Regions from separate parts of the Homo sapiens genome. Here region 2 is linked to region 1. Evidence: chromatin loops called from intact Hi-C (ENCODE). Cell type or tissue: MCF 10A. All regions are shown on one strand. Links, peaks and the distances in the headings refer to the core of each region. The heading gives the core; the rest is flanking DNA.

Region 1 (11,051 bases), core at 1,906-9,905:
ATTCTGGGTGATGGGAATGAGATCCTGCCAAAAAAAAAAAGATAAGGCATTATTTTCTGAGATCAGCAAAGATAGTTTCTTCTACATTTATGCCCGTCCTAGGAAGGACATAGGATGAGTACAGAGTTCACAGGATTTCACAGATAATAAGGAAAAAGATACGACCTTGGAGTGGCAGTAACAAACAATGAGTTTTATTCGGACAGTGCTTTAGCAGGATCACAGGTGAGGAGAAGTCCCTCACAGCATGAGACCTTCCAGAGTTGAGGGCACAGAGCCAGAAAAGAAAGAGGACAAGAGTACTCTGGCAGAGAGCAGGCAGACAGGAAGGGAGGAAAGAGGGAGGGAGGGAGGGTAGGAACGAAAGAAGGAAGGAAAGAAGGAAGGAAGGAACGAAGGAGGGAAGGAAGGAAGGGAGGGAGGGAGGGAGGAGGTAGGGGAGAGAGGGAATGAAAGGAAAAATGGAAGGAAAGGAAGAGAGGAAGGAGGGAGGGAGGGAAGAAAAGAAGGAAGGAAGGAGGGAGGGAGGGATGGAAGGAGGAAGGGAAAAGAAAGGAAGAATGGAAGGAAAGAGGGAAAGAAAGAAGGGAGGGAAGGGAAAGGAAGGGAAGGGAAGGGAAGGCAAGGGAGGGGAAGGGAAGGCAATGCAACAGCTCCAGTGGAAAATTCAAGTCCTCCTTCAACTGCATCCAAAAATAATAATTTTTACTAGATACCTGATGTAGAGAAGGCATACCCTGCCCAGATACAGGAGAATCTCCCAAAAGTGGATGACAAGATCAGCCATGACTGTGAAGAGATGGACACCTACAAAATACAAACCAAAATGCTTTCAGAAAAATTTGAAAGAATCACAGGTTATTATCAAAGCAGCTTATTTCCCATGACAGAAAATCCCATGACAATGAGTTGAGAGCTCTGTTGGCTAAGACACATCTTTGTATCTTAAGAAAAGGAAATGCGGGCCAGACACTGTGGCTCACGCCTGTAATCCCAGCACTTTGGGAGGCCGAGGTGGGTGGATCGCAAGGTCAGGAGTTCAAGACCAGCCTGGCCAGCATGGTGAAACCCCTTCTCTACTAAAAATACAAAAATAAAAATAAAAAACTAGCCAGGCATGGTGGCACATGCCTGTAGTTCCAGCTTCTTGGGAGGCTGAGGCAGGAGAATTGTTTGAACCTGGCAGGCAGAGGTTGTAGTGAGCCGAGATTGTGCCACTGCACTCCAGCCTGGGTGACAGAGCGAGACTCCACCTCAAAAAAAAAAAAAAAAAAAAAAAAAAGAAAAGAAAAGAAAAGGAAATGCAACTTGTTGACTAGGTAGTGTGAAGATAAAATAAAAAAGAAAACGCATATCTGACACCAAAAAAAAATGAAGAAAATGTAAGGTTTTCAAAAATATACTTATGTCCCTGGTGTTGCAAATGGGGTATTTGGCAGAAGGACCACCAGGGCATCCTCCGGATGTCCACATCCCCAAAGAAAGAGGAGCACCTTCTACCATAAAAAAGAATAAGATCCCATCATTTGCAACAATATGGATGGAACCAGAGGTCGTCATGGTAAGTGAAATAAGCCAGGCACAGAAAGACAAACATTGCATGTTCTCACTTAATGTGGAATCTAAAAATCAAAATAATTGAACTCATGGACACAGAAAGTAGAAAGATGGTTACCAGAAGCTGCGAAGCTAGTGGGGAGTTGAGGGGAGGTGGCGAAGGTTAATGGTTACAAAAAAAATAGAATTAATAAGGCTTACTTTTGATTGGGTGACTATACTAAATAACAACTTAATTGTACATTTTAAAGTAAAGAGTGCAATTATATTGTTTATAACTCAAAAGATAAATGCTTGAGGGGATGGATACCCCATTCTCCATGATGTGCTTATTTCACATTGCATGTTTTTATCAAAACATCTCATGTATCCCATAAATTTATACAACTATTATGTACTCACAAAAAAATTTATAAAATAAATTAAAAATTAAAAAGTATTTTAAAGAGGAACACCAAGCTGTGACTCATGGGAGACCCAGCATTCCTCCCAAGGTCAGGATCCCAGGAGAAAGAGGCCTCCCTCAGGTCAACTCCACCCTGACTCAACAGATCCTTCACAAGGTCCACAAAGAGCATGACCTGATGCTCCTGGTGCTGGCTGCCACAGCTCAGGACCTTCCTTCTATTCAACATGACCACTAGACCACAGTTCCACTGGTCCAGGCCCTGGTCCTCCACCTCCTCCCCTTGTCAGACCTCAGATGTTTAGAGAGTCTTAAAGGGACAGGTCCTAAGAAAAGAAACCTCTGCTCTTCCCCTGTTCCAGAAATCCAGGACACAATTGCCTAGGAATCCTTTTCACCAGGGAGCTTCCCTGGCTGGACACATCCTCCCCATTCTCCTCTGGCCACAAGAAATGTTGGACACCAAGCACTGTCCACTCAGCCTGAAAACGAAAGTGAGTCACCCCTGGATAGATCCCACCTCCCACTGAGCATGCTACTACACAACCACAACCACAAGAGCCCTTTTCCTCTGCTCTACAATAATTTTCATATTTTCTATTTTAGTTTTATTGCCAGTGAGTGATTATATCATGTATAAGATGAAAAAAGACAGGATTCTGCTTCATAATGTGCTCTGCCTGTAGATTATTTCAATAACAACACTAATAAATTAATTACTTCCATTTTATTCTATTTGTAAGTAGCATAATTACAGTTTTATGTTGTTTTTAGCAAAGCCTCTAAAATAATTCAGGAAAACAGCAACTATTTTATTCCAACTTACTTTTTAAATAATTTTATTTGTTTCTCTATTGGTTTTATTGCCATAATTTAATGTATTAATAATTACACATCTCGAAAGAAGACCTGATAGGATTACAATGTTTAGGATTGCAGTTTTAAAATGTGCATGATGTAAATGCAAATTATATTTAACCCTGAGAGCACAAGCTTCCTTCTCACCCCAAACTCCCTTGGGGTGTCCACCGGGAAGCCACCTTAACCTTGACTCTGAAGGGTGTCTCAAGTGGGTTTACAGGTCAAAGCCAACACTCTTCAGTGAGGACCAGCCCCAGACAAAATTATGTGAACACTTTTCGAGGATCCCTGATTCTCTTCCCTGTTCTGTGTCCTCTCTGCCCCATCACAAGCCTGGACTGAGAGTTGGAAGGACCACAAAGGCTAAGTAATCAACCCTTTCCCTATCTCCTCCCTGAACTGTCTCACCTTTACGACTGTGAGGCCAATGTCAGCATTTAAAAACCATAAATAAGACCATGGGCCATGCTGCTCAAAGCCCTCCAGTGCCTACAACTTACACTGAGACTCAAATCTATGCTCTCCTGGCCCATGAGGTTGTCCATGCCCTGGTCCTTGCAGGTGTATACCTACCCAAGCACCTCCTGTGACTCCACTGACCACGATTTTGTCCAGTTAGCATGGCAGGCTCACTAAGTCTCAGAATTTTGCACTGGGCATTTCCTCTGCCGAGAATACCTTTACACCACATATGTGGTGGCTGCCTCCTTCATTTAGATACCAACTCTAATCACGTCTTCTTAAAGTGCCCTTTCCTGACCACTGTAGCTTAGTGATGGTGCTTCCTCATCCCTCTCTGATATGGTTAGGCTCTGTGATCCCACCCAAATCTCATCTTGAATCCCCCTTGTAATCCCCATAACCCCATGTGTTAAGAGAGAGACCAGGTGGAGGTCATTGATTCATGGGTGCAGTTTCCCCCATACTGTTCTCATGATAGTAAGTGAGTTCTCACGAGATCCGATGGTTTTATAAGTGGTAGTTCTTCCTGTATTCACTATCCCTCCTGCCACCTTGTGAAGAAGGTGCCTTGCTTCCCGTTCACCTTCCACCATGATTGTAAGCTTCCTGAGGCCTCCCCAGCCATGCAGAACTCAGAGTCAATTAAACCTCTTTCTTTTATAAATTACTCAGTCTTGAGCAGTTCTTTATAGCAGTATGAGAACGAACTAACACATTTTCTATTCCTTTGGTCCGATTTATTACCTCATAGCACTCATCCTTTCTGAATCATCATATTTCTGTGTTTATTCCTTGTGTATTTTCTGCATCATCCTCTGCACCATATGGGCTGGTGTGGCAGAGAGATTATCTTACTCCCTCTGGGTAGCACAAGACAGCCACTCATTAATGCAGTTTATATAGAAGGCAGGGGAAGCTCAAGTTTGTGGGAAAAGAGGAAAGAGGTGTTAAGGAAAAAGACATGGTAGGATAGCCACTGGCCTCCTGCACCACAGTGTTGAGCAGGGAAGACCTTTGGTGCTTTTGTGTTAATGGAAAAGCTACTGGTCCTCAGAGGCTGAGATTATTTCACTGACTTGGATTGTCCTTAACAATACAAAGGACCTGCAAGTGCTTAACAATCAGCTCTTCCCTGGGTGTCATCGATAATATTCCTTAGGCCCACAACTCACAAAACACAGGATTCCTCTCCCCATCCCATTTATAAAACTGGACTCGGGGTTGGAAAAGACCTCAGACACCAAGCTGCCAGCCTTCCTGTGTTGCCCCCTCTGATATGGTTTGGCTCTGTGTCCCCACCCAGATCTCATCTCAAATTGTAATCCCCATGTGTTGAGGGAGGTAAGTGATTGGATTATAGGGGCAGTTTTCCCCATGCTGTTCTTGTGATAGTGAATAGATTCTCACTAGATCCAATGGTTTTATAAATGGTAGTTTTTCCTACACTCATACATACTCTCTCTCACCTGCTACCATGTAAGAAGTGCCTGCTTCCCCTTCCACCATGATTGTAAGTTTCCTGAGAACTTCCCAGACCCAGACATGCAGAACTGTAAGTCAATTAAACCTCTTTCCTTTATGAATTACCCAGTCTCAGGTATGTCTTTATAGCAGCATAAGAACAGACTAATATACCCTTCTTCCTTCTGGATGACACCACCCAGTCAATCCACTAACAGATGGGTCTGATGACCATGGACTGACTAGAACTCTGGCTTCCTTCAGGGCAGGGCCAAGATAGTTGGCCCAGAGGCACAGACCAGAGTGTAGGCCCAATTTCCCATGACTGACCCTATGAAACTGAGTTATGTTACCACTGCTGCATAGCAGGGCTGCCGTGAGACTTAAACACAGTATTGGGTTTTCCAGGTGCCTTCAATTCAGATTCTGCAGCTGGAAGTGAGCCAGACTTTCAAGAATCTGAGAGTTTCCAGGCAGAGACTCTCGCTCCTTCCTGTTCCCTCTCCTCATCAAGTGACACACTTGTCCCACTAGTATCAGTCAGGGTTTATTTTTCCCCATCCCGAACTATCTCCCCACCCCATCTCACCTACATAACCATGCATCCAGCATAATTTTTCAATAAAATACATGAGATCATGAGACCACGGTTCTCAAAGCCCTCCCGTGTCTCCAACTTGACTGAAACTCAAATCTGTGCTCCTAACTCTCCTCAACGATACCTTACATGCCCTAGTTCTTGAGTGTGTCTGCCCAAACCCATCCTATCTGACCACTGACCTTACCTCTGTTTCCCTAACATACCAAACTCCCTTTCATCTAAGGACCCTGCACTATTTCCTCTGCCAAGAACACCTTTCCCAGATAGGCGAGTGGCTGCCTCTTTCATTTAGACACGAGCTCTGCTCCTATTTTCTGAAGTGCCCTTTCCTGGCCACCACAGACTAGTGATGTGCTTACTGTATCCCTCTTTACCTTCACCCTATTTATGGCCTCGTAGTGCTCATCCTCTCTAAAATCATTTTGTTTCCATGGTTTTCCCTCATGTATTGTCTGCATTGCCCGCTCAACTGTAAAGGTTGTTAAGGCAGAAGGTTTATCTCAGTCACCACTGAGTCCTCTCTCCTGCCTTGCACATGGGAGGCACTCATTAAGGCTTTGGGAAAGTGAGCAAGAAATGGACAAGTGAATCCAGTGAGAAGACCTCTGAGATCTCAGACCTGCCCACACATCAGAGTAAGGCTGTTCAGGGCCTCCCAGGGCAGGACCCATAGACCTGGGGGTACCTCCTTGGCACCTACCTAGGCTCCCAACTGCCTGAACATTCCTTGAGACACTCTGGCTTTTTCCTAGAGTCTGTACCACCCTCATATGTGGGTTTCTCACTGGCTCCTTTGTGTCCAGCCCCTGCCAGTGAGTCTCAAGATTCTATGTCAGTGGGGATCATGGGGATGAATGGTAAGGCCAGTTGCAGGTAAAAGAGGAAGAAGATGCTTAAAAAAAGATAGATGGTTGGGTAGCAAATCGCTTGCTGAACCACAGTTGAGCAGCAAAGAGCTTAAGGGTTTTTGTGTTTAAGAAAAGGCCTCTGAACCCCAGGGATCGAGGCCATTTGACTGGTTTGGGTAATTCCTAGTGACGAGGCCGCCATGCAGAGGCATTTATCAGCTCTTGCCTGATTGTGTTTGCAAATATTTGTGAGGCACCCAATGCCTGAAGCACAGAGTGTCATATAAACTTACGCAATGTTTTGTTTATCCCAGTTAACTTCCCATATGGTTAATCTCTACTACAGGAATTACATTCAAACATGAGGAAGCTGGCTTTCAAACAAGCTCTGAATCACACAACTTGGAGAAGTGGTTGACAGCTCAGGTGCGGAGCCAGATGCCTGGGAACTAGTCTCATTCTGCACCTTACCTGCTGTGTACCTTGGACCTGTTACCTAATTAACATTTGGGTTCCTTGACTTTCTCATCTCTAAAATAAATGAAAGTCGTACAGGCTAAATGAAATGAATTCATTTTAAACTCTTAGCACATGTTAAACCCTGTGTGATTTGCTGTTTTTAGCATCATATTCTTTTTTATTGATTGATTGATATGGAGTTTCGCTCTTGTTGCCCAGGTGAGAGTGCAATGCCGCAATCTCGGCTCACTGCAACCTTTGGCTCACTGCAACCTCCGCCTCCTGGGTTCAAGTGATTCTCCTGCCTCAGCCTCCCAAGTAGCTGGAATTACAGGCATGCACCACCACAGCTGGCTAATTTTGTATTTTTTAGTGGAGACGGGGTTTCTCCAGGTTGGTCAGGCTGGTCTTGAACTCCCGACCTCAGGTGATCCTTCCACCTCGGCCTCCCAAAGTGCTGGGATTACAGGCATGAGCCACCACGCCCAGCCAGCATCATATTCTAAGGTGATGATAAACTTGGCATTGAATCCAGGACCTCTGCTCCCACATCTTTTTCACTTTCCATGATCTGAAAATTTGCTGTTCTTTAAGCTGTGTTCACCTGGTACACTGTTTGGAAACATGGAGATTATGAGGGACTTTCATGGTGAGAAATTGTAAATATCATTCGCTTGAAGAAGGGTCCCTAGTGATTGTGAGTATGCATCTGCTTTGACCAGTTGTGTGCAGGTTGGAAGCATAGACCATGCCTTTCAAGGGGCAGATCCAAGCCCCAGTGGGCACAGGGGAAGGGAAGGGCTCAGCGGGAAGTCTTGAACGCCAGATGGCAAAAACACCCCCAGGGCTCTGGAAAATTAAGGGTAAAGGGGCATTTCAGGCTCACTGTGAGTGATAAAGAAATGCAGGCAAAGTCACTAATTCGTGCAACCCCAATTAGAACGCCAAGGGCATACTTTCTGGGTATTGGCAAAACGTGGAGCTCACTGTCAGAATAAATGGGAGGGTATAATTAAGGGAATGTTGGAAATAAAGAAAAATTCAGGGCTTCTCTGGAATAACAGCTGAAACCCAGTGAGTGCTCAAATCCAGTAACTCATGTCACCACCGTCTGAGTATCATATAATGCCATCATTTGACTCTGAGCCTCTTTTAGTGTTCAGAATGCAGTGATTTTTTCTGCCTCACAACTGGCCATGGGAATGCTGCAGAACTTTACAGAGACAACTCACTGCTCGGTGTGGGAACTTGATAGGATTATAATTTTCAGATGATGCTCTGTAACTGTAGATTTTTTCGATGTGACTTATTTGTGCTTCCATATTATTACATTCGTAGAGAGTAGCAGAGTGACAGTATTTTGTGGTTGCTAAGAAGTCCATGAAAAGAGTCCAGAAACAGAATTTTATTTTGTCTTTCTTCTAAAATGATTTAGACTTTCTTCCCTCTTCTGCTATGTATCATGGCTAGTATTTCAGTAGGGACAGGATTTTGGTTGACTCCCTTTAACAAGGCCCTATAACAAGAACCTTAGAAAGAATTTTACATGAGTAGTTTCACAACTAGAAAGATTTGGAATGCATGGCTCTGTTCATTCATTGCGATTCACCTTAGGATTGAGGTGAAATTAGCACCTAGATTACAGTGGGATTGGAAGTCAAGAAAGGAAGCTTGTTCAGTGAAAACTACATACTATTGTAGCCATTCCTGGTGCATTTGGCTCCAATTCGAGGCTACGAAGCTGCAGCCTAGAGGTCACTTTGAACTTGCGCATAGCAGTGCTGAATCTGCAACTGCCCCAGTGTGTCCCGCATGCATACACACGGTGCTCCTATGGACCTTACTCAGCAGTGGCTCTTGATCAGCACATTATGGATCCATGCCCCACACACCATGAACACACCCCACAGTGCCATGTTTCCCATCCGGTTGGGCCTGAGGAGGGCTGCAGCCCCTGTTGTAGTTTGGAGAGGATCTTCCTTCTTGATGGCCCGCTAGTCGGTGTTGAAGTCCTCCAAGCTGCAGCTCCTAAGGGACAACAGTGTAGATGAGCCATGTAGACACCTCTGAATGTTGAAACTTGGTGTATTAGTCAGGGTTCTTCAGAGAGACTGAACCAGTAGGGTGGATGGATGGATGGATTGATTGAGGAGAGAGAGGATATTTGTTAGGGCAATTGGGTAATATGATTATGGAGGCTGAGAAATCCCATGACAGGTCGTCTGTAAGCTGGGGACCCTGGAATACTCCAGGAAGCTCAGTCCAAGCCCAAAGGCCTCAGAACCAGAGAAGCTAATGGTGTAGCTCTCAGTCCAAAGCCAAAGACCTGAGAACCCATGGCGTCACTGGCATAAGTCCTGGAGTTCAAAGGCTGGGGAGCCTGGAGTTCAGATATCTGAGGCAGGAAAGGAAATAAAATAAGTGGAGAGAGAGATCAACTCTTCTTTTCTCTGTTTTTGGTCTACTGGGGTCCCCATCCTATTGGATGGTGCCTGCCTACACTGAGGGCAAGTCTTCCCCCACTTAATTCACTCAGACACATATGCTAATCTCTTCTGGAAACACCCTCACTTTAGGTATTCCTTCATCCAGTCAAGTTGACACCTAAAATTAACCATCACACACTAGGGATGGAGGACATGGCTTTGCGGCCTCACAACCTTTTTTCTAAGGAGGCCTGGTCCCTTATATTGGGAAATGAACTTTAGAAACCAACAAGCGAGTACCAGCTGTGCTCATTACTACTGAGGTGTCATTGTTTCCAGAACTTTTTAATAGACAAAGCTATTAAATAAACACACACACACACACACACACACATATACACACATTATGAATTCGTACTAATAACCCTAATTCCAGTCAATACCCTGGGACTGGTGCTCTCTTCCCTCTTTCATATCTGTATCTTCTTTTTCCAATAAAGGGGCCCTATTTCCCAACAACTGGAATATATTTAATCATGCACTAATTTATATAATACATATAAAAGACATTTCAGTGGCTCACATCTGTAATACCAGCACTTTGGGAGGCCAAGGTGGGCAGATCACAACGTCAGGAGTTTGAGACCAGCCTGGCCAACATTGTGAAACCCCGTCTCTACTAAAAATACAAAAATTAGCCAGGCATGGTGGCGGGCACCTGTAATCCCACCTATTTGGGAGGCTGATGCAGGAGAATCGCTTGAACCCACGAGGTGGAGGTTGCAGTGAGCCGAGATCATGCCATTGTACTCCAGCCTGAGCGACAAAAGTAAGACTTAATCTCAAAAAACAAAAACAAAACAAAAAAAACACTTCAGAATTGCTACATTCATACCCCTTCAAAAAACACATCTATCAAGTGTCCTTAGGAATTCTTGAGGTTTTTTTTTTTTTTCATTCAAGAAACATTAATGATTTACCAAGAACCAGGCGCTGTAAGAGGTGTCTGCTTTATCTCATGACACTCAGGTAAACACTGAAGTCATTATTTTTATTGCACAGATAGGAAAGCAGGCTGGGAGAGGTGAAATTAAGTCCTGTGGCCCTGAGTAGGCAGTAACAGCATTCATAATGTCAGACTCAGATCTCGTAACTGTAAATAGCATCCTCACCACTCTTCCCCGGCTGCCCTCTCTGTTAGCTTCCCAGCAGGGGCTTCAGAAAGCTGAAGGAAAGCAGCCTCAAATTGGACTTCATAAAAGGCTGCATTGTGATGGTTTTCTTAGAAGCCAGGGTTTGGCTTTACAGTGTTAGAAATTCAATATCTGACCATTCCACTTGTCCAGGGTGACCAAATGCTAGAAACAGTCATTCTTCCTCTGTTGTAGCCAGGTGCACGCATATCAAAGATTAGGCACCAGAAAATGAACATTAATTACCAAAGTGTGGCTTGCAGGGCACAAGACCCAAACAAAAAAAAGGTTGGTTGATCTTGAGGAATGTGGGATCTGGACTATTCTGGAGCCTGTTGGTTGATTCCTGTTGCCCAAGAAAAACCCTCTCCAATAACTTTTCAATAACTAGACACTTACTTACAATGGTCAGGTTTCATCTCTGCCTGCCTGAGACAGCTCCAGAGGACACACCACACCAAATTCTGTTCTTTGTCTACTCCTCCTTTTATTACCAGGGCAGCCCTGGAGATATAGCTGAGAAAGCTTATTATTTTCTTAAACAATAGATAGCTAAGAAAGCTCATTATTTTTTCTTAAACATGTTTTTTTTTTCTATTCTCTTTATTTATAGGTGTGTTTGCTTAAAAGAACTCCAGATGCCCCAGGGGGCTGCAGGAGCTTCAGGACCCTTCCCCAGTTACCAAAGGACAATAAATCAGCTCAAGGCTGGGGCAAACTGGAACCAGCAACTGCTTGTTACCTTTAGATCATTAACATGTCCTCATAATACTAAAC
Region 2 (11,051 bases), core at 1,581-9,580, 49 kb after region 1:
TTTCTAAATAACCCATCTCCTTTGTTTCTTCTGACCTGCAGCGAGGGATCGCTGGTTGGTTCACAGAAATAAGCAGGGTTAGGCTAAAATGCAGACAAAAACTTAAAAACAACTAATGACGTTAGAATGTAATAGTAGGTGTACCATAAATTGTGAAACATAGGTTTTCTCTTTACAATCCTCCTTTTTATTAAAATCAGGATAGGAATGATTTGTTTGCAAAATAAACTTTAGTCTTATTATATTTGGCCTGATTGTTTGCATAAAGTGCAGCAAGGATAATTATTTTTACATAGGCTTTTAAAATTGGCTTCGATGGAACTCCGTTCCATAAGAAATCTCAGATAAGACATTTTAAAAGCCAAGCACAGCCATGGGTTTGTACCCTCAAATACCTGTGAGGAGGGTAGATTTCTCTCCTCTGAGGTCTCTAGAAAACTTGGGGCACCTGGGCCTGTTAGACAGTGACATTCTTTACTCACCACAGGTTAGGTCCCTGTACAGGGACTGTGTAGACAAGTTATGAGGCCTGACTCCCCAAGGGACTTGTATTGGCACTATAAGTCAAGCTTGATTCCTTAAAGGAAAGCATGCCATTCCAGTCAAAGCCCTGGTAAAACAGCCAGTTTCTCCCATGGTGTACTGTTGCAAAAGAAAACATTCTAATTGCACTTATGCCAATAACTATATTGCCACGCATTAAGAATACTCACAAATAGTTTCCAAATTCTGGAGAAATCAGGTAAAGAGAAACAAATATGTGAAATTTTTGTTCACAGGAGTATACTGAATTGTGAAAAGCTGTAGTAAATAGCTCAAAAGAAAAGTTTTCTTGGCTCTGAAAAACAAAGATTTTGCAAAAAGTCAAAAAGATTACTTCACTCTTCTATTAGTTCAGTCCATTCAGTTAACTCTCATTCTGCTTGATATTCATGAACATTTACACTGTAATATATGTATCCGCTTGGCTATCTGCTTTTAATTAAGCTGACTTTTAACCATAGCGCTCTTAAAAAAATGCTCTTACATCTCTTATTACCCTACTTTATCCAGGCCAAACGAACAATATTTCTGGCCTTTGAACATTATCAAAAGTAACCTCACAGGTGAAACCAATAAGTCTTAACTAAGGTTATGACTTAACCATGAGCATATGAGGTATTTTTAAAGAGGTGGTAAGGAGTTTTTAAAACATTTAAAGTCTCCAGAGGTAGCTCAGAGAAAGGAAAATTCAAGAAGGGAAGTCAGAAGTCATTCATGGAGGGGCAGAGAATACGGTGATTTTTACCATTCCTACAACTGGTTTGCATAGAGAGAGAGAGGCCTGAAGTCTGACTGGTAAAAATTTTTATGCTTTTGCCGGCATGCCAGGCTTCTGGGTTCCCTTTCCCTGATGAGCCCTAGTGACCCTGGAGTCCTGTGAAGGGGGCGCAGATAAAGAGGTTATCTGCATACTGCAGAAGTTATCTCCCCTCTCACAGGGATGCTAAGATTGCTGCCTGGACCTTCACTGACCATGCTGTCCTGGGTGGTACTTTTTGCTGCCACCACAGTGGCCCTCTCTCTGAAGAATGCAGCCTTCCTAGGTCCAGGGGTATTGCAGGCAACAAGGACATTTCACACAGTGCAGCCACACCTTGCCCTTCTACCACCTCTTCCTGAATACGGAGGAAAAGTTCATCCTGGACTGATCCCTGAGGAATTCTTCCTGTTTCTTTATCCTAAAGCTGGTGTAACAGGACTCTATGTGCTCGGAATTGGGCTTATTTTGTATGCTTTATCCAAAGAAATATATGTGATTACCACAGAGACCTTCTCTACCATATCAGTAGTAGGGTTACTTGTCTATGCAATTAAAAAATATGGTGCCTCTCTTGCAGAATTTGCTGATAAACTCAATGAGCAAAAACTTGTCCAACTAGAAGAGGCGAAGCAGGCTTCCATCAAACAAATCCAGGATGCAACTGATTTGGAGAAGTCACAGCAGGTACTGCCATTACTTTTTGATGTGCAGAGGAAAAACATTCCTATGGCTTCAGAGTTTACTTACCAGGAACAGCTGTATAGAGTACATAAGGAAGTAAAGAATTGCCTAGACTATCATATATCCGTGCAGAACATGATGCATCAAAAGGAACAAGAGCACATTATAAATTGGGTGGAGAAGCATGTGGTTCAGAGCATCTCTGCACAGTAGGAAAAAGGAGACAATTCCCAAGTGCATTACAGACCTAAAGCTGCTGGCAAAGAAGGCTCAAGCACAGCCAGTTATGTAAAGGTATCTATCCCAATTGAGACAGCTAGAAACAGTTGACTGACTAAATGGAAGGTAGTCTATGTGACAAAATATTTCTGTATTGGTGTCTACTGAAGTTATAGTTTACCTCTCCTAAAAATGAAAAGTTTATTTCATACAGTGAGAGAATTAATATATCAGCCAGTTAGATGTTTCTCATCCTTCTTACTCTGCATTTGAGTTGTTCCCTGATCACTTCTGAATAAGCAGTTTGCCTTTATTAAAACTTGCTGCCTGACTAAAGATTACCAGGTTATAGTTTAAATTTGTAATTCAACCATCTTGCAATAAAGCGACAATTGAATGAAAAAAAAAAGAAGTTATCCCCCCTGAAGAGACTGCTCAGTTAGATTTTTTTTGCTAGGGCTTTTCTGAATAAGTGTGGGATATTTCTAAACCTCTGAGGTAAGACTATCTAGGTTGAAGCTATTAGTTAATGATTTAGGTAGCTTTTCTGGGAGAAATAGGGCTATTAGAAAGATGTATTCAGAGGACAGGTAAATATTAAGTGAGCACTGATCTTGGAGATTATATGTTTGCCCCAAAGAGGTATGAGGTATTTAGACATTACCAAGGACCAGTGGGAGAATGGTAATTGGTCCCTTAAGTAATAAAAAGGGGTGTTAATCTTTTATTTGAGGGGAAGGGATGCCATTTGCCCTACCCAACAGGCTTAGCCCTGTTCTTCCTCTTCTGCTCTCAGTTATGAAAGACTGAAGAGGCTAATCTGAGGACTTCCTGCACAGGGGCACTGGGTTCCAAGGCTGACTTTTGTAATTTTCTCCTAGTTCATTTATAAGCCAAACAGTTTAAGGTTTGGGGAAATTAAACTTTTCCCACTTTTAGGGGATGCATCCAAGGGGCGTGTCCTGTGGTATGAAGACATAACTACCCATCTGGGAAGAGAGAACAGAGGAGGAAGAAAGGAAAAAGAAAACAGAAGGCATCCCCCCTTTCTTCTGTTATCCTGAAGGGGGTGTTTCCCATCATCCTGGGTTCCGGACTTAACCAGTCTTTACCATCTACCCTTAGTAACCATCTCATCACAATTACCCACTTGAGAACAGTGGGCCCTTGTCCATCCCTGGGATTCTGGAATTAACTAGTCCTTACCAGAGACACAATGTTTAATTTTAAAGCAAGTTGCCTAATTAATGTATGGTACAATAATTATCAAAATGAAACAAAGTAAAGCTTGCTATTAATTATTCTTGAATACACATAAATATATGCATACACACATAGTAAAAATATTTCTAAAAATATAGTTAGATATTGTGTTGATATTCTTTAAATTACTGAAAGTTGAATTTGGACAAGATAAGAAAGAATAGCTTTTCTCCTCTGTTATGAAACTGAGAAATAAAAATAAAATTTTAAGAGCCCAACCTACTGAACAGACCACGTCTTAACCAAGGGGACCTAAGAGTTAACCTAGAAAACTGAGTTCTCGGCCATGACAGGATGGGAAGTCAGACACAGCTCGTTAATACCTGCTCTTTCACTGACCATCATTAAGCTTTCTTCTGTAAGAGCTAAACAGAAACCAGCCCTTTCAAAAGATTCCGCCATTGTGTCAACTGCTTGACTGCTCTCCCTTCTTTTAGCAGTTTCAACATAACAACTGATGAGCTTTTCTTCCTGATGAGAGACCACCAACCATGGAATGATTCTGGCCAGTCTATGACGAATGCCCAGTGAGGGTTTTTGTGTCTCTACTTCACCTTTGGATGTCAAAGAGCACAACACTCCACCCTGGGATCACGCTGATGCCGCCGTTTTTTGAACGTGGGTCCTACGGAGAGGCATGAAGCTCAATTGCATATATATTTGTTTCTCTTCATAAATATGCATTATTTTTTCTATAGCTCATTGAATATGTATATCTGGCCATCCCATTCAGCATAAATTCCTGTCTTATTCTTTGGACCCTTGAAGTGTCTATTCCTAGTTTCTGGCTGGGGAGCTATGCTTCCCAGCTTGTCAGAACGGCCACCCTGCAGGCTATAATCCTTTATGAAAAACAAAGCTCTCCTTTCCATATTTATGAACCTTATTCTTCAGTTGACAAAACATAGCATATATCAACAGAAATTTGAAAAAAACAGTCAATCTGTGGATTCACTGGATTTTGTATGCACACAATCACACCATCTGCCAATAAAAGTATTCTTATTTATTTCCAATACTTCTACTTTGATTTTCTTCCTAACTATTTGGCTGAGAACTGCAGTAAAATACTAAATTGGGGTAGAAACAACATCATTGCCACATCTCCAAGCTTCACATTAGGTATATCTCCAAATATGTATTACCAAATAGGGGCTTAAGGGGTTCCCTTTTATTTCTATTGTTCTCAGCTTCTTCCCTCAAAAATCCAAAGTCTCTCTGAATTTTTAAGTTTTTAAATGTTTTCATCTGTTGTGATGATGGTATTATTTTTCTTCCATAATCTGTTCATGTGATTATTTTAAAACATTGTGATTTTAGAAAAATCCAACTAGCTTATGACATACCCTTTTTATGTATTTCTAGATTAGAGGTGCCAGTAGTTTAAGATTTTGGTATCTATGTTCATGACTGATATTGGCTTCATTTATTCCTTTATTAAATGCTTGAAATTTAAAGTGACTCTGCCTGGCTCTGACATTATTTTCATGGAAACATTGTTAACTACTGATTCTGTACTTTAAACAATTAGAAGACAACCGTTTATCTTTAGATCAGTTTTGGGAAGTTGAAATTTTCTAAGAATATATCCATTTCATCTAAATCTTCAAATGTATTATCAAATCACTCCAACATCCTCTTAACTTTTTCATTCCTAGGGCATATGTAGCAGCGTACTGTTTGTAATGTTTCATATTTGGACTTTCTATGTCTGTTCTTGATTGTTTGCCAGATATTTGTTCTCTCAAACAACCAATGTCTGCAGGAAAGACCATAGTGACCTCAAGGCTCCTTGTGGGCATGACTTTCTGGGGCAGTGGGGGCTGCTGAGGGCCAGGGGGCCTGTCTGTTTAGGGTCCTGGGCCTCTCCCAGGTGGCTCAGGTGTCCCAGCTTCTGTCAGTCCTCTGAGCCCGAGCTAAGCCATCATATCCCCTGTGACCTGCAAGTATACCTCCAGATGGCCTGGAGCAACTGAAGATCCACAAAAGAAGTGAAAATAACCTTAACTGATGATATTCCACCCTTGTGATTTGTTTCTGCCCCACCCTAACTGATCAATGTACTTTGTAATCTCTCCCACCCTTAAGAAGGTTCTTTGTAATCTCCCCCATCCTTAAGAAGGTTCTTTGTAATTCTCCCCACCCTTGAGAATGTACTTGGTGAGATCCACCCCCTGCCCACAAAACATTGCTCCTAACTCCACCACCTATCCCAAAACCTATAAGAACTAATGATAATCCCACCACCCTTTGCTGACTCTCTTTTTGGACTCAGCCTGCCTGCACCCAGGTGAAATAAACAGCCTTGTTGCTCACACAAAGCCTGTTTGGTGGTCTCTTCACACGGATGTGCGTGACAGCTCCCGCCAGCAGGTGCCCACATCCCCTAGCCACTGAGGGCCTCTGTGAAAAGGCGTCTGCACGTTTCAGGGAGGCCCTGACACTGCACAAAGGATTCCTGAGGCCCTGGGACTCAGGCTAAGCAAGGACTTAGTTAAGAGCGAGTCATGTCGCAGGCTTGCGTGCAGCAAGATCCCAGTTTCCTCCACAAAGACAATCGCTCACAGGAAGGCCCAGAGGCCCCAAAAAGCCCCTTTTACTTGTGTCCTCCTCAGACTTCTAGTGCCTAAAAACCCAGGGAGGGGAAGCCTCAAGGTTGAGGTCCCGGATCCAACAAGGCATGTTCCAGTCCTGGTCACGTGGACACTAAAGCCTTAGGAGACAGAAATAGGGACTCAAGCTCAGGGGTCAAAATCAGGATTTAACCCTTGGAGGGCTGTCATGGCCTGAATTCTGCCCAATCCCCCATTCATACGATTCATATGTTGAAGTCCAAACCCCTAGTACCTTCAAATGTGAGGGTGTTTGGAGATAGGGCCTTCAAAGAGGTAATTAAGGTAAAATTGTAATAACCAGTTGGGTTTATCTTGCCTGCTGCCCAGAAAGCCAGATGCCCTGAGAACAACAGGTATTACAGCAAAGAAAGAGGTTAATCATCACAGGGCCAGCCAGGTGAGAACAAGGAGAAACTTCTCAAACCCATCTCCCTGATAATTCCGAGGCCAGGGCTTTTTAGGATATTTTGGCCGGCAGGGTGCTGAGAAACAATTGATGAAATCACAGGGGTGTGTAAAACTGTCTTTATGCAGCTGAGTTAGTTTCTGGGAGGGCGGTCTCACAGACCAGGAGGGGCTTTTGATCTGCTAAAGTGCCAAATCTGAAAAATATCTCACACACTCATTCTTTGAGTTTTACATTTGCAATGCTATTTATAGGGGTAGCTGGGGAAGTTATAAATTTTGTAACCCCTGGCTACGTGACTCCAGAGCACTCAACACTTATAGAAAAACAAGCTGATTGATGGCAGGTTATTGGTTAACTATGCCTATTTTTTAGAAAATTAGGCCGGGCGTGGTGGCTCACGCCTGTAATCCCAGCACTTTGGGAGGCTAAGGCAGGCGGATCACGAGGTCAGGATATTGAGACCATCCTGGCAAACATGGTGAAACCCTGTCTCTAATAAAAATACAAAAAAATTAGCCAGGCATGGTGGTGAGCACCTGTAGTCCCAGCTACTCAGGAGGCTGAGCCAGGAGAATGGCGTGAACCCAGGAGGCAGCAGAGCTTGCAGTGAGCGGAGATCACGCCACTGCACTCCAGCCTGGGCGACAGAGCAAGACTCCGTCTCAAAAAAAAAAGAAAAGAAAAGAAAAGAAAAGTTTAAGTCCCTGCCATAATTTTAACCTTGTCTTATGAATGTTGCTTTAACCTCCGAATTGGCGGGGGCAAGAAGTGGAAGGGCTCAGTTTTTCTTGCCTCATGTTTAATTATAAACTAAATATTTTTCATGGTTATCTATGAGAACTCTGTGTTAGAAAAAGGAAAAAAAAAAAGGATGGGGGGGGGGGCCTGTCAGGTTAGAAGCAAGTTGAAGTCTGTCATATTAGATTATTCTTATTATCATTCTGCAAAAGGCTGGGCACAGTGGCTCAGTCCTTTAATCCCTGTACCTTGGCCTGGCCAAAACCACTTTTAAACACTCAAACTATACAGCAAAAAATCATTAATAAAAATGTTGACCAGGCTGGGCATGGTGGTTCACACCTGTAATCCCAACACTTTGGGAGGCCGAAGCAGATGTATCATCTGAGGCCAGGAGTTCGAGACCAGCTTGGCCATCATGGTGAAACCCCGTCTCTACTGAAAATACAAAAATTAGCCTGGTGTGGTGGCACAAGTCTGTAATCCCAACTACTCGGAAGGCTGAGGCTGGAAAGTCGCTTGAACCTGGCAGATGGAGATTGCAGTGGGCAGAGACTGAGTCACTGCACTCCAGCCTGAGTCACAGAGCCATACTTCATCTCAAAAAAAAAAAAAAGAAAATGTTGGCCAGAAATAGTGGCTAATGCCTATAATCCCAGCACTTTCAGAGGCCAAGGCAGGGGGATCACTTTAGCCCTGGAGTTTGAGGCTCCAGTGACAGAGCCAGTCCCTGTCTCTAAAAAAAGAAAAATAATGCTATATTAGAAACTATTCATTTAATGCAAAAGAAAGCAGTAAATGTCAGGCCTCTGAGCCCAAGCTAAGCCATCATATCCCCTGTGACCTGCACGTATACATCCAGATGGCCAGAAGCAACTGAAGATCCACAAAACAAGTGAAAATAGCCTTAACTGATGACATTCCACCATTGTGATTCGTTTCTGTCCCACCCTAACTGATCAATGTACTTTGTAATCTCCCCCATCCTTAAGAAGGTTCTTTGTAATTCTCCCCACCCTTGAGAATGTACTTTGTGAGATCCACCCCCTGCCCACAAAACATTTCTCCTAATCCACCGCCTATCCCAAAACCTATAAGAACTAACGATAATCCCACCACCCTTTGCTCACTCTCTTTTCAGACTCAGCCCACCTGCACCCAGGTGAAATAAACAGCCTTGTTGCTCACACAAAGCCTGCTTGGTGGTCTCTTCACACGGATGCGCATGACAGTAATTATGATTTTGGGCACATCAACATCTGTATCATTCAGGGTTCCATCAGAGAAACAATCAGTAGTGTTCCGAGGTCAGCTATTAACTAGTGAACTATATATAATATATGTGTGTATGCCTGTGTGTGTTTATATTATAAATATATAGGTATCTATACACATACACACTTGTACATATATATATATAAAGACATATATATGCCTTAGTCCATTCAGGCTGCTATAACAAAATACCATAGACTGGCTAGCTTATCAACAACAGAAATTTATTTCTCATAGTTCTGGAGACTGGGAAGTACAATCAGGTTAGGTGTCTGGTGAGGACCCACTTCCTAGTAGACAGTCATTTTCTCACTCTAACCTCACGTGGCAGAAGGATCACAGGGATCTCCCTCTCTCCCTCCCTGTCTGCTCTCTTTGATAAAGACACTAATCCCCTTCATGAGGACTCCACCCTCATGACTTAGTCACTATCCAAAGGCCCCACCTCCTAATACCATTACCTTGGTGGTGAAGATTTCGACATATGAATTTTGAGGCTACATAAACATTCAGGCCACAGCAATACAAAACTCACTTCTATAATTGTAGGGTCTGGGTAGGCAGGAATAAATTCTGTAGGGTAGGCCCTTCAGAAAAGCAGGTGGAAACTCCTAAAACAGCAGATGAAGCAGCTGAGCACTTACGGAATTTTTTTAAATTTTTACATAAATAAGGTCTTCCTGCGTTTCCCAGGCTGAAATTTAACTCCTGGGCTCAAGCGATCCTGCTGCCTCAGCCTCCCAAAGTGCTGGGATTCCAGGCTTGAGTCACCACCCCCAGCTAGATGTGATTTCCACCACCCCCACCCTCCCAAGATGTGATTTCCACCACCCCCACCCTCCAGGGCAACCTCAGCTTTGCTCTTTAACTGATTGACCTTTAACTGATAGAAAATAACCCACCCAGATTATCCAGGATAATCTCATTTACTGAAAGCCAACTGATTATATAACCCAATCACGTCTGCAAAATACCTTCATCGCAATGCTTAGATTCGTGTTTTATTGAAAAAATAGGGAGCGTAGAGCAGCCAAGTTGACACACAGATAGCACCATCGCAATGCTGAAAAGACATGAGTTTCAGAAGAGCCGAGGAAAACAAAAAATGCAAAGTAAGGTAAGGACATTCTTATAATGTAGAAACTAATATGGCCAAACTGAAATAATTAAACAAGAGTCATATTTAGAAAGGTATTATGAAGAAGACAAAATCACCACGTAGAATCTGTACTTCCACTTAATCTAATTACTTCAAGTTTCTTTCTACAGGTGTTAAATATTTAATGAGGGGATTAAATTGAAAGCTATTTAAGAAAGGGGCGGGTCACCTTGACCCTATATAAAGCCTGTGTCTTTGAGAGCTGCTCAGTTACTCGCTGATCTCCGTGGAGTCCAGGTCTTCTGCCCAAGATGAATTTGGAGGGCACTTCAGGTGGTAAGTTCCCATCAGCCTTTTCTCTGTTCTTTGGGATTGCTGCATGTCTTGCTTATTTTTCAGAGTTTGTCAAAGTTTATAGCACAAACATGATTAGAGGTACAGACTGGTAGAGCAGCAGCTGTTTTTCGCTGATAAATTGTGTCAGAACAGCCATGGGTGCTTTGAAGTTGGACTCTTGAATTTGAAATGTAAGATGGCAGCCATGAGTCCCATACAAGGGTCATCTACCTAAAGTTTTAAAGTTGACAGTTTATGTGGAGGGGAGAATGTATGAACTGTCTAATGCAGCCTACTGAATTTTACTGAGATATATTCTTTGTCATTAGAAGTACCAGTTCCTGTGTGTCTTATTTCACCTGTTCAATTGTTCCATGAGTTTCACTTTTTTCATTGATTTTTGTTAATTTTCCTCCTCCCTACTGCTTCCTCTTTTGGTAATTTTGTACATTTTCCGTAAGTTCTCTCTTTGGAAACTTAGGTCATTGATTATCGTTTTCTAATATATATATTTAAATGTTTATATACCCAATTTAGCATGACTTTAGCTCTATGCCTAAAGTAAAAATACAGAGTAATAATTAACAGTACGGGTGCGGTGGCTCACTCCTGTAATCCCAGCACTTTGGGAGGCCGAGGTGGGCAGATCACGAGGTCAGGAGATCGAGACCATCCTGGCTAACACGGTGAAACCCTGTCTCTACTAAAAAATACAAAAAATTAGCCAGGTGTGGTGGCACCCCAGCTACTTAGGAGGCTGACCGGGGAGAATGGCGTGAACCCGGGAGGCAGAGCTTGCAGTGAGCTGACATGGTACCACTGCACTCCAGCCTAGGCAACAGATCGAGACTCCATCTCAAAAAATAGTAACAATAATAATAATAATAATAATTAACAAAATGGGGAGGCCAGGACAGGAGGATCAATTGAACCCAGGAGTTCGAGGCCAGCCTGGGCAAGATAATGAGACCTCATCTCTACAAAGAAAAAAAAATAGCCAGGCACAGTGGTGCATACCTGTAGTCCCAGCTATTCCGGAGGCTGAGGCTTAAGAATCGCTTGAACCCAGGAGCGGAGGTCGCATTGACCCGAAACTGCATCACTGCACTCCAA

The links. A loop is a pair of places that touch in the nucleus more often than their neighbours do. Peaks named below come from ENCODE experiments on the same cell type or tissue, not always from the same donor. Only the 100,000 strongest peaks of a DNase experiment are listed, where the experiment ranks them.
Region 2: a loop joins it to region 1, with 2.2 times the contacts of the local background. A loop is called at or near these places in 4 of 110 quality-filtered maps.

The regions. Positions count from the first base shown.
Region 1 is chr16:75,749,806-75,760,856 of GRCh38, reverse strand. It overlaps LOC105371348 (a long non-coding RNA gene), which reads right to left and starts at 807. Exons shown (of 6, transcript XR_933748.4): 1 at 717-807; 2 at 1-24. RefSeq lists an enhancer at 2,544-2,593. In MCF 10A, for the core only: no CTCF peak of the experiment used is centred there; a DNase peak (open chromatin) is centred at 6,536.
Region 2 is chr16:75,700,281-75,711,331 of GRCh38, reverse strand. It overlaps DUXB (double homeobox B), which reads left to right and starts at 9,871. Exons shown (of 5, transcript NM_001351307.2): 1 at 9,871-9,938. The coding sequence starts at 9,914. It also overlaps the pseudogene ATP5PBP7. In MCF 10A, for the core only: no CTCF peak of the experiment used is centred there; no DNase peak of the experiment used is centred there.